Linked DNA regions of Mus musculus: regions 1, 3 and 4 are each linked to region 2. The links are chromatin loops, found by intact Hi-C in ENCODE. Cell type or tissue: heart. All regions are shown on one strand.

The links. Hi-C counts contacts between places; a loop is a spot of excess contacts. Peaks named below come from ENCODE experiments on the same cell type or tissue, not always from the same donor. Only the 100,000 strongest peaks of a DNase experiment are listed, where the experiment ranks them.
Region 1: a loop joins it to region 2, with 2.5 times the contacts of the local background. A loop is called at or near these places in 3 of 42 quality-filtered maps.
Region 3: a loop joins it to region 2, with 2.0 times the contacts of the local background. A loop is called at or near these places in 3 of 42 quality-filtered maps.
Region 4: it touches region 2 in a loop (2.7-fold over the local background); 3 of 42 quality-filtered maps call a loop at or near these places.

The regions. Positions count from the first base shown.
Region 1 is chr16:86,260,394-86,262,893 of GRCm38, forward strand. All of the region lies in intron 3 of Gm32357 (a long non-coding RNA gene), which reads left to right. Among named protein-coding and RNA genes, the nearest start is that of Gm32357, 26 kb to the left of the region's middle. In heart, no CTCF peak of the experiment used is centred here; a DNase peak (open chromatin) is centred at 1,388.
Region 2 is chr16:85,963,566-85,966,065 of GRCm38, forward strand. No RefSeq gene overlaps it. Among named protein-coding and RNA genes, the nearest start is that of Adamts5, 64 kb to the left of the region's middle. In heart, no CTCF peak of the experiment used is centred here; a DNase peak (open chromatin) is centred at 1,446; H3K27ac peaks cover 509 bases.
Region 3 is chr16:85,898,295-85,900,794 of GRCm38, forward strand. It overlaps Adamts5 (a disintegrin-like and metallopeptidase (reprolysin type) with thrombospondin type 1 motif, 5 (aggrecanase-2)), which reads right to left. Exons shown (of 8, transcript NM_011782.2): 1 at 870-2,500. The coding sequence starts at 1,973. Gm46558 (a long non-coding RNA gene) reads left to right here and starts at 1,506. Exons shown (of 3, transcript XR_001781962.2): 1 at 1,506-1,703. In heart, CTCF peaks have their summits at 1,160 and 1,968; DNase peaks (open chromatin) are centred at 207, 1,257 and 1,737; H3K4me3 peaks cover 1,673 bases; H3K27ac peaks cover 1,318 bases; H3K27me3 peaks cover 260 bases.
Region 4 is chr16:86,256,068-86,258,567 of GRCm38, forward strand. The region is part of intron 3 of Gm32357 (a long non-coding RNA gene); the gene reads left to right. Among named protein-coding and RNA genes, the nearest start is that of Gm32357, 21 kb to the left of the region's middle. In heart, no CTCF peak of the experiment used is centred here; no DNase peak of the experiment used is centred here.

The DNA.
Region 1 (2,500 bases), 300 kb after region 2:
CAATAAATCATGTGGTGTTGTGTGTGTATACCAATTTCGTCTTCTATTTTGTATATAGAAAAGCAATTCTTTACATTTTCACAAAACTTGATAATGAGAAAGAAAAAAAAAATCAATCTCCTTTGTGCCTTATGACTACTTGAGGCTTAAACCTATTTAAAAATGGATTCATTGAAATAGTTGGATTATATATACAAAGTAAAACAGGCTCACCATAACTCCAGTGATTCAAGGTTCAGCCCTTTTCATCTATTTTCATAATTTGGCAAAAAAAATCTTTTGTTTTAACTAATTGTCTTCTGGTAATCAATATAGTGCAAGATAACACCTGTTATACTGCAAGAAACAAACTACAAATAACTTAAACTGCAGAATAGTTCTCATGCATACAGTTGGAAAATCTAACTCAAGTGATCACTGAATAACACAACACCACCATAGACCGAAACAATGTCTTTTGTCTAAAGTCCAGTTCACCAATATCTGTCTGGGGGCCATTGTCCAAGTAGTGCAAGACTGGGTCACTGTAATTAGTGTGACATACATACCACTGCTCCACTGTTGTCCCAGCCCATAGCCAATGCCTACAGGCATCAAGTTATAAAAATTCAATTTATAAAGTTTTCTCATTTCATTTTCTTGGCTGTGCTCTTGGATATTATCTCTTTTATCTTGTAATCATCAGTGAACTATAACTCAGACATCCAGAAGTCCGACATGAAATAGAGCTGAATAGAGGTCATTAGATCTACAAGTCTGACAACAGTAGCTGTTCATTTTAATTGAGCACTAAGTGAATTAAAATTTAATTCAATAAGCCAGAAACAACCGAAGAATACCACATTCATTGTACTTTACCACAGTGGTGAAGTGGCTTCTTGTCCCTCTAGATTGTCTTCATCCGTTTCAGAGTTTGCTTATCTCCATGCCCCAGCCCTAATGAGAAGAGATCTTCACAATACTTTACCATTAGGAATACATCCAAGGACACACAGAATAGGCAAGAGTACTTAAGGTGTACCACACTTCTTTTATTATAGGATATGTTTAAGACTAGAATTAAACTCTTGGTTTATGAAACTGTAATATTTGGATGCATATTTAATGATTACTGGTTTGACTATTCTAGCAAGTGGCAACTCTTCAGATCCCATAATTCATTCACACCAGGAGTGTGCTTTCATCCACAACCTTCAACCGTAGCTGGGAAAGCCAGAGGATCGCAAGGGGTAGCAGATAATTTGGAGGAAAAGTTGAGCCACTTCCTATGAAATCATTAAACCAGAAAAGAAAGGCGGCTTTGGCGTCATCTTTTGTGCCTTGACCTAGTGGCTGCCCATGCTGCAGAGGAAGGGCAAACCCTATCAGTAGCTTAGCAACCAGTACGTTTTCCTTCCCACTTAAGGTGAGTTTCTATTCAGTAGCAGTTTCCGGCACTACTGACGCCCGTCTGAATGAGCAGCTTCCTTCCTCTTCTGGAAGAGGAAGATCCTATAATTATGCGCTTATCCATGATCTAGATGTCAGGGATTAGACCCCTACAAGCAATATCTCTTCCAGTTGGCTGCATTCCAAAAAGTGCTCACAGTTTGTGAATTAGAAAGCCTATAAAATGCCCCATATCTATAGTTCCTTTATCCTCTTTCTATGATGCTTGCAGCTTATTTGAACCCCCCCCCCTTTTTTTTTCTTTCTAAGAAGCTATCTCCTGGCTAGATAGCTGTAGTGGTGAGACAGAAAACTGAAAAGGAATCAATAGAAATCCATAAATTTAATCATATTAAGCTGTAGTTCTTCTAGAAGGACAGAAATAAGTATGGACAATCATGTGTATAATACTATGGATGAAGGGAATTTAAGCCAATGCTTCCTGATAAATGAATGAGTTTAGATAGTTTATTGATAATTGTCATCTTAGAATAAAATTAAAATAACATAATTTTCAAGTGAGTCTTAAAACAAGTTAAGACATATAAATTTAATTAATTTTTATTTTGCTGAGAAAAACAGCATGAGAAACATATTTTTTTGTTTTCAAAAATCCTATTTAAATTTAAGGGATTCACTTTAAAGGTAGCACAGTGCTTTGCAATTTTTAGTACTATACTATAGTATAACTAACATTTCTCCTTTTGCTTACCACCATCCCCAAATGTTCATATACCCATTCCCCTGTTCTAATTCATAGATCCTTTCCCTCATTAACCATATTGCATGCATATGTAAAATGTATGAATCTCATATTTCATAGTAACAGAATTTTTGAAAAATTTGAACCAGATCTTAAGTATATTCTAAACATAGCCAAAAAGTTTTACTTTACAGAAAATAAAATATTTCTTTTGATTATAGATTTGCATGCATGCAAATAGAGATAAACTTGGTTTGATCACCATTTCTGAAACCTCCTAGTCACAGATCCTGACTCTCAAAGTCAACTCTCTTCTAATGATGTATTCACACTTGCTTTATATTTGTTTAGCTGCCACTGTATTCAAAG
Region 2 (2,500 bases):
CAATGTTCTTAGAATGGGGATGAAGTGAACTGTCAAAACTTTCACAGGTCCTCTTTGGTTTTCTTCTAGTGTTTTGATAAGTCTTATAAATAACATGTGCCCCTGATGCTAAGAGAAATTTTCTGCAATATATTTATGGGAAAAGGCATTGAAGAAATTCAGAACTTTTCAATTTTGAGACATAGTTTAAAGCAAGGAAAAGAAGAATGGTGATATATAAACAAGACCATTATCTTCATTCCTTTACAATGGAAGTGAGTCCAAGGGCTTTTCTTCAATTTATAGAGACATCTTTTTAGTTTTTTTTTTCCCTTATTTTTAACTTAATTTATGTTTTGCTTGCATGTGTGTTTGCATAGTTTGTATGTGTGCGGTGCCTATGAAGACTAGAATAACATGTTGGCCACACTGGAACTGAAGTTACAAATGATTGTAGGTGCCTACTTGGGAGCTGGGTTTACTGCTGGAATAGCAGCAAGAGCTTTTAGCTGCTGAGCCATCTCTTTAGCCCCCTCCCCCCTTTTTTACATTTAAACTAAAACCTTTGTTATTAATACACTGAATGTTATTTGAGAAGAGTGAATAGAGGGCCTCTTCCTGTGTTTCTCTCTTGGTAAAGATGAAGACTGGGGATGAAATAGCCCAGTGGTAGTGTAACAAGCCCCCAGACTTTAGCACTACTGGCTCCATGAAGGAACTGCCATTCCAACCACAAAACTTAGCGTGTAGATAGCACCATCTGACAAAATGAAAACAAAGGAGAAGTCCATCAAAGTTCATGGTTCTGGGAAGGTCTCTAAAAGTACTAACCTTCCATGTTGGATTTTCTATTTCTATTTCTGGCTAACTGTTTTTGTTAACTGAAGTACGTCAACCCAGGATACAATTTTTGTGCTTAAAAAGTTCACTCAGAGAAAGGCTCAGGGAGACTGAATGAGCAGTGTAGTCACCAGCTGCCTAATAAAGACTTTCTATTGGCTTAAAGTTGTGTAGGAGCAGTCTTCTCTGGTGGATACCCCACAGGAGTGGAATGTTTGGCCAGAAAGGCCCTAAGTTCAGCTCTCTGCATTACAGAAGGCAGAGAGGCAGAAAAACACAGACAAAGAGGCAGAGAAATCCCAAGCTGCAGTCAGTGTACCTTATGGTTGCTTTGCTGTGTGAAGACTGCTGCCTTATAACCTCTGCACTGCATGGATGCATTGCACTTTACCCTGAAAGGCACCTCCTTTGTTAGAAAGCTTGTCCTTTCAACAAAGGAAAGTCACTGGCTGGTAATCTAATCATTGAAAAAGAGCCTGGATTTTTCTGGCAACACAAAAGAGAAACAGTTTGGGGAGAAAATACTTGCAACTAAGAGCTGTAGAGGAAGGGGAAAGAACTTTAAATAATTACTACTCAGGCAGTGTCAGCTGGGACAATGCTCCACTAGCAGAAAAGAATCCTAGTGTGGTGGCATCCTGTCACCAACCCCAAGAACAAATCAGCCTAGAGTTTAACAAGAGGAGGAAGCAAGTTGCAAAGAGTCTCCTCTTTAAAGATATTTTTGGTTTTCCCGATGAAAGGATGAGATATTTTTTTTTCAAGACCTGTTATATATTTAGAAATAAGAACAACAGCACAACACTTTTTATTGCTCTGGAACAGGGCACATGTTTTCGTTGGATATAATCAGGATGTTAAGGATCTGGTTGAGTTGTTGTTGTTTTTGTGTTTGTTGCTGCACGTCATGTTGGCAATCTGTTAAAGCCAGATGTGTCAGGGGGCGACGTGGAAAGTCGCTACCCAAACATGCATGGCTGGCTTTTAAAACATAGCCTGACTTCTATTAACACAAACTTCATGCTTATTCACATTTCTTATATTAGCAGCTTTCAGTAGACTTTTCTGGGCAGATGGTTATTGGTCCGTTTGGAAGCTATCAACGGGAGAGCTGTATTCTTTGATGGTTCTGCAGATTGGCTCCACTATCAAGATTCTACCATTTGTGTTTCTGGCAAGTTTTCTCTTTCCAATTTGCAGATGTTGTCTCCATGCTGTAGGTTCATACAACCTTTCAGTGGTTTTGTGACCATGCACTAATCTCGTTTTCTGCTTTTGTAAGGTCGCCGTCCTGCTGGACATTATGCTTACATGTTATTTAATATTTATTAAATATACCCTGAAAAAAACCCTTCAAATAAAGTCATCTATAAGATAAGAACTTCAAGTTCTGAAATTTACCAGGAAGCAATCCAGTCTACTGTAAGTGATTGACAATGCTAGAGTCATAATCACGACAAATTGAAGATGTGTTGAACAGTTTCAGGCTGTCTTAAGACTCTCTCTCTCTCTCTCTCTCTCTCTCTCTCTCTCTCTCTCTCTCTCTCTCTGTGTGTGTGTGTGGAGAGAGAGTGAGAGAAAGAGAGAGAGAGAGAGAGAGAAAGAGAGAGGGGATCTTATGTAAAGTATAATGCTATTTAATAATTTATTATTTTGTTTATTCTATGTGTATATATATGTG
Region 3 (2,500 bases), 65 kb before region 2:
TAGATGTGTTGCTCCCAGAATGTCTGGGCTCATAATGATCCATCTCTTTTCCTTCTCGGTAACCATCACCCTTAACGTGGGGAAGTCCTTGGAAAACGTTCTTCCCCACATCCTGAAGCTCTGCCCAGAACTTCAGAAACACATTCATCCAAACCCCAAACCTTCCAACTGGATTTGACCCTTGTTTGGCAGTTGGGCGGGAGGGTGGTGCTTCAGATGTGCTGGTAGAGGGCCTGGGGTGGGGGGTGGGGTGGGGGGTTGTCCTCACTGCTGATTGGGCTTCCGCATCCCCTTGACCCTCCCACATTCCTTCCTTCTCAGGAACTCAGATTCCAAGGTGGATATGTCAGAAGCCCATTTGGAAGCCACATTAGAAAAAGCAGTCCTTTGGAAAAGACCAGTGTTGCAGAAGAGTTCGTTTAAGGACATTTACAAGGGAGGCCATCAATCAGATAAAAGCAACTGCCAACTTTCAAGTCCTTCCCATTAAGTAGGACAAAGTAGTACTTTCGTCTTCACTGGGAAGTAGAAAACATGCAATTTCAGACGACAGTCTTACTTTCCTCCTTTTGCCATGTAACTGTACACCTCCTTATCGCGGCCATACACCACAGTGTCCTGTCTGACTGGCGTCCAGCCTTAGCGAGTGTTGATCTCATAAAGTCGCCTCACTTAAAGCAGAGATTACTGCAGAGGCTCACCGAAACACCTGAGTGTAAGTGGGGGCTGAGTGGTTTGCATGCAAGATGCATTTAAGTAAATCTCTATTGAGTGACAAGTCCTTTATGGGAGAAGCAGAGCCACTAGCAAGACCTGCCCTTCCACCAGTCTTTGTATCCCAGGGCTGGGCACCCACCTTCTGTACCTACCTCTCGGGTGAACAGGATGGCTGCATCGTAGTGCTCTTCGTGATCATCCCCTAGCTGGTTATGTTGGTGCTGCCATTTGCAAAAGTTCTTGAGGGTCGTGGCCGCATTCTTGCTCACCTCCAGACTCGTGTCCTTGTCCGTCAGCACCACCACCTTCACCACCGCCAGGCGGATGTGGTTCTCAATGCTTGCATGACTGTACAGCCTGTTGGCGATGGAGGCCAGGGTCAGCAGGTAATGCTGCAGGCCCCGCCCATACATCCTGGCCATGGACGAGTCAGCCACCAAGAGGAGCTCCACCTGGCGGGCCCTGGAGATGGAACGGCGCCTACGCCTCCACCAAGTCTGAGGTCCCGCGTTCCCAGATGGCGAGAAAGCTGAGTGGTCCAGCAGCTGCGGGGCCAGCGCTGAGCGTCTCCTAGATCTACTGTGCACCGAGGGGCTCTCTTGGGGCCCAGATGGGGATGCAGGAGTCTCGCAACTGGCGCGTGGCGGCAGGGCCTCGAAGCTAAAGCCCTCGCGGTTGTAGACATGCAGGATGCGGGAAGATCCATCCCCATAAATTCGTTCATACTCTGCCCAGGACCCACGCAGGAGTGGCTTTAGAGTGTAGCGCGCATGCTTGACTGCAAAGAAGCCATCGAGACCCCCGCAGAGGTCAAAGACAGCTAGGGATCGAGGGCTGCCGTCCACGGTGCCTCTGTAGAAACAGTGACCCCGGTGGCCAGAGGATGCGCTCAGCCCTCCTCCTGCAGTAACGATGCTACCAGCAGCACCCACTGTGTCATCTCTCTCCAGGTCCAGCAGGAACCTCCGGCCGCCCGCGTAGACAAGGTAGCCCACTTTGCCACCGCCAGAGTAGAGTTGGTCTATATTCTGGACCAGCCCGCCGCTCCTGCGCTGCCCGGCCAAGGGTTGTAAATGGCCTCGCTCCCGTGTTTCCTCCCCCTGCGGCTGGTCCGGCTCGGCGGCCGCTGCTGCAGCCTGAGGCTGCCTGGTTTTATCCTGGGCAGGTGCCGCGGCGGGGCTGTCAGCGGCCAGGGACAGGCAGGACGCGCTCAGCAGCAGCAGTAGCAGCAACAAGGGCGCCCACTCGAGCCGCATAGTGCGCTGCCCGCCGGGAGGGGCTGCGCGACTGAGTCTAGCTGGATGCTTGCTATTTGCTATAGAAGTTTCAGGGGCGGGGGTGGGGGGCTCGCCCTCCCACCCACCCACCCACAGCCGCACACTCTACACACTGGCGTGCAAGGTTGAGTCAAGTGTCCAGGAAAGGGTAGGGGGAATCCGCAGCAGAGAGCCAGCCTGGCCTGGCACCGGTGCCACTGTGAGAACTTTTTCTTTGTTGGTTTGGAAAATGTTTGGAATGGAGGTCCAAGAGACGGAGGAAGAAAAATTTTAAATAAAATAAAAGAAAAAAAATTAAATAAAGGGTGGTGTTGGTGGGAGTAAAAGCCAAGAGGTGGAGAGCAACCAAATACAAAAAAGGAGAGAGGCCCAACGCAGACAAGATCTTTGCACAAACAGATCAAAACAAACGAGCTAAGAGAGTAAGAAGGGCGACCGCGCTGGCCCGCAACTGGTGCGCGTCCGCTCCCGCCCCCTCGAAGCCCGGGGCTGGCGGGCTGCAAAGC
Region 4 (2,500 bases), 290 kb after region 2:
AATTCATGCAAAATAAGCCTTTTCCAATGAACTTAATGGTTTAAAGAAATTCATCACGCTGACATTACATGGTCAAAATTTTACCCAGTTCTCATAGATTCAAGGTCAAGAAACTCTCACTGGTGTGATTAAAAGGGAAAGTAAATTGTAAGATCGCCGAGCAGTTTAAGGGCTACAGGCCTGCTGGGTGGCTATTGATTGTCCTAATGGTCATATTTTTATAATTAGGGAAATATTCACTTTTAAAATGGAGACAAGTCAAATGATATAAAGTAAAATCAGGAAGGGATGTTGGCTTATGTGTTATCACCCACTCTTATAATTTTAATATTCATACTATAAAGTAAATCAACATTTGGTCATGCTGTCAGAAATACTGCCTAAGAAGCAACAAGTCTAACAAGCAGATACCTGCTCATACAATTAGCTGTACTGTCATGGGAGGGGTTAACCAGGGTTCCTGTCTGAAGATCTGATAAGGAGAGAAAAACTTAGGAATCCTCCAAGAATGAAATCTATAGTGTGCAACTACTTAGTCCATTTAAATCAATTCTTAACAGTAAGCTGCAGATAGTTCTGTGGCTTAATAACAAAAGACATGTTTGTATGAAACCCAGAGCTGTAACTCACAGACCAACATAAAGCTGCGCATCTGGGACATATTACACATGAGAATATTTACGCTGGCTGAGAACCTGTAAACCGCTCTACTTGTCTAGCTTCTTCCTATCATTCTGTCTCTTCGTTATTTTCTCAGCTGAAACGTCTTTATTTTCTTGTTAAGAGCTTGCAAATACAGCTGCCACTTTGAATAACTTTTTAGTTTTATTCCACCATGAATATTATTTTAATTTTAATGTAAAAAATTCTGCTGTCCCCTCTCATGTCACCTTCTGTCTTGACTTGTTTTCTACCATCTCAAATTCTGTGAAGCAGTCAGGATATTTATTTCATTTTTTTTCCAATAAATACATCCTGTTTCTCTCTACTATCAACCTTTGTAGGTTATATGATTCAAACAGAATGCAAGTTCCCTATATTTATAATAAGCATAAACAAACATGTAAGTAAATACCATATTACAATAGCAACAAACTCAAAGATTCCAATTTCCTCATCTCTCTCCACCCACTTCAGTCTTATCTCTACAACAAAAATCTTCAAATGTGCATTTTTTGACTGCAATTATGATTCAGGTGTCATTTGGATTTTCATCTGCACTGTATCCCCTGAAAATGCTATTGTCAACATTTTCCCAGACTCCCATCTTGCCAAAAGGAACTTCTGCTCCCTGTTGCAATCCATTTCCCAACAGTGTTTGTTAGCAGTGTCCACATCTTTCCTCTTGAAAATAATTTGTATCTGACTTTCAGGAAATTTCAGTCTGCTGACGTTTTACTGATCTCATAGGCTTTCTTTTGCAGACTCCTGGATAATATTCCCATCCCTTCTCAAAGCTGAAAATGATGGAGTGCCACAGGAAACATAACTGGTCCATTTTTGTTTCTCATGTATTCTTTATATACCATTCCATGGCTTAAAGATCCCCAGTTCATGTATGTACTCTAACACACTCCAGCATCTGTCTGCTCTATGGATGTGTTCAATGTGTCTGACATTTTAACCTTAGTGGTGTGACATAATATAAATAACACTCCATTTCTATGATCAAGCCACCTGTACCCAAATTCTTTCCTATTTTAGTGAAAACCTGCTGTACATAGAGGTACTAAGGGCATAAAATACTGTGTAATTATTTTTGAAGCCACATGTCTAATCACCACCATTTCCCTTTTAAATTATATTAAAAATATCACAGATTTTCAATCCTAAATGTTGCAGCAGGTATCACCCTAGAAATAGATGGCCAACACCTTACCAGGATTATTGAAATAATTCCAACATGCTTATAGTTCCTCTTATGCTTGTAAATATATTTTGAAATAAACTTTAATAAAAAATTACAAATAAGTAAAAAGTATATTGTCTGTAAGGCATGTGATAGCATTAGAAAATATGATTTAGGTGTTCAAGGCGAGGGCTTGTTGGGTAGAAGTACGTATTGTACAAGCATGAGAAACTGATCATAGGTCCCCACATTATAGAAGGGTGCTGAGACTGGGAACAAAACCCAGAAATGTCAGTTCTTAGTAGATAGAGGTAAGAGGATTGTTAGCCAATCTAACTGAAAATGTAACCTCCAGGTTGAGTAAGAGACTCTGTCTCAAAAGAATACAACAGAGGGTAATTGAGAAAAAAAAAATCAGTGTTCTTCTATCTCCTTGGCACATGTGTACAGGAATGTGGACACCCACATATAGTACACATACCACATATATACACTATAACATAAACAGTTAAATGAAAAAATTTAAACTAAATGACAGTAATGTAAAATTTAAATTCCAATGATGGCTTCTTACCCTATCTCAAAGTCAGTTATTAAGTTTTCAGACTCTTTGTCTCCTCAATGTTTTTACTATATTCCCGTTTTTCCATG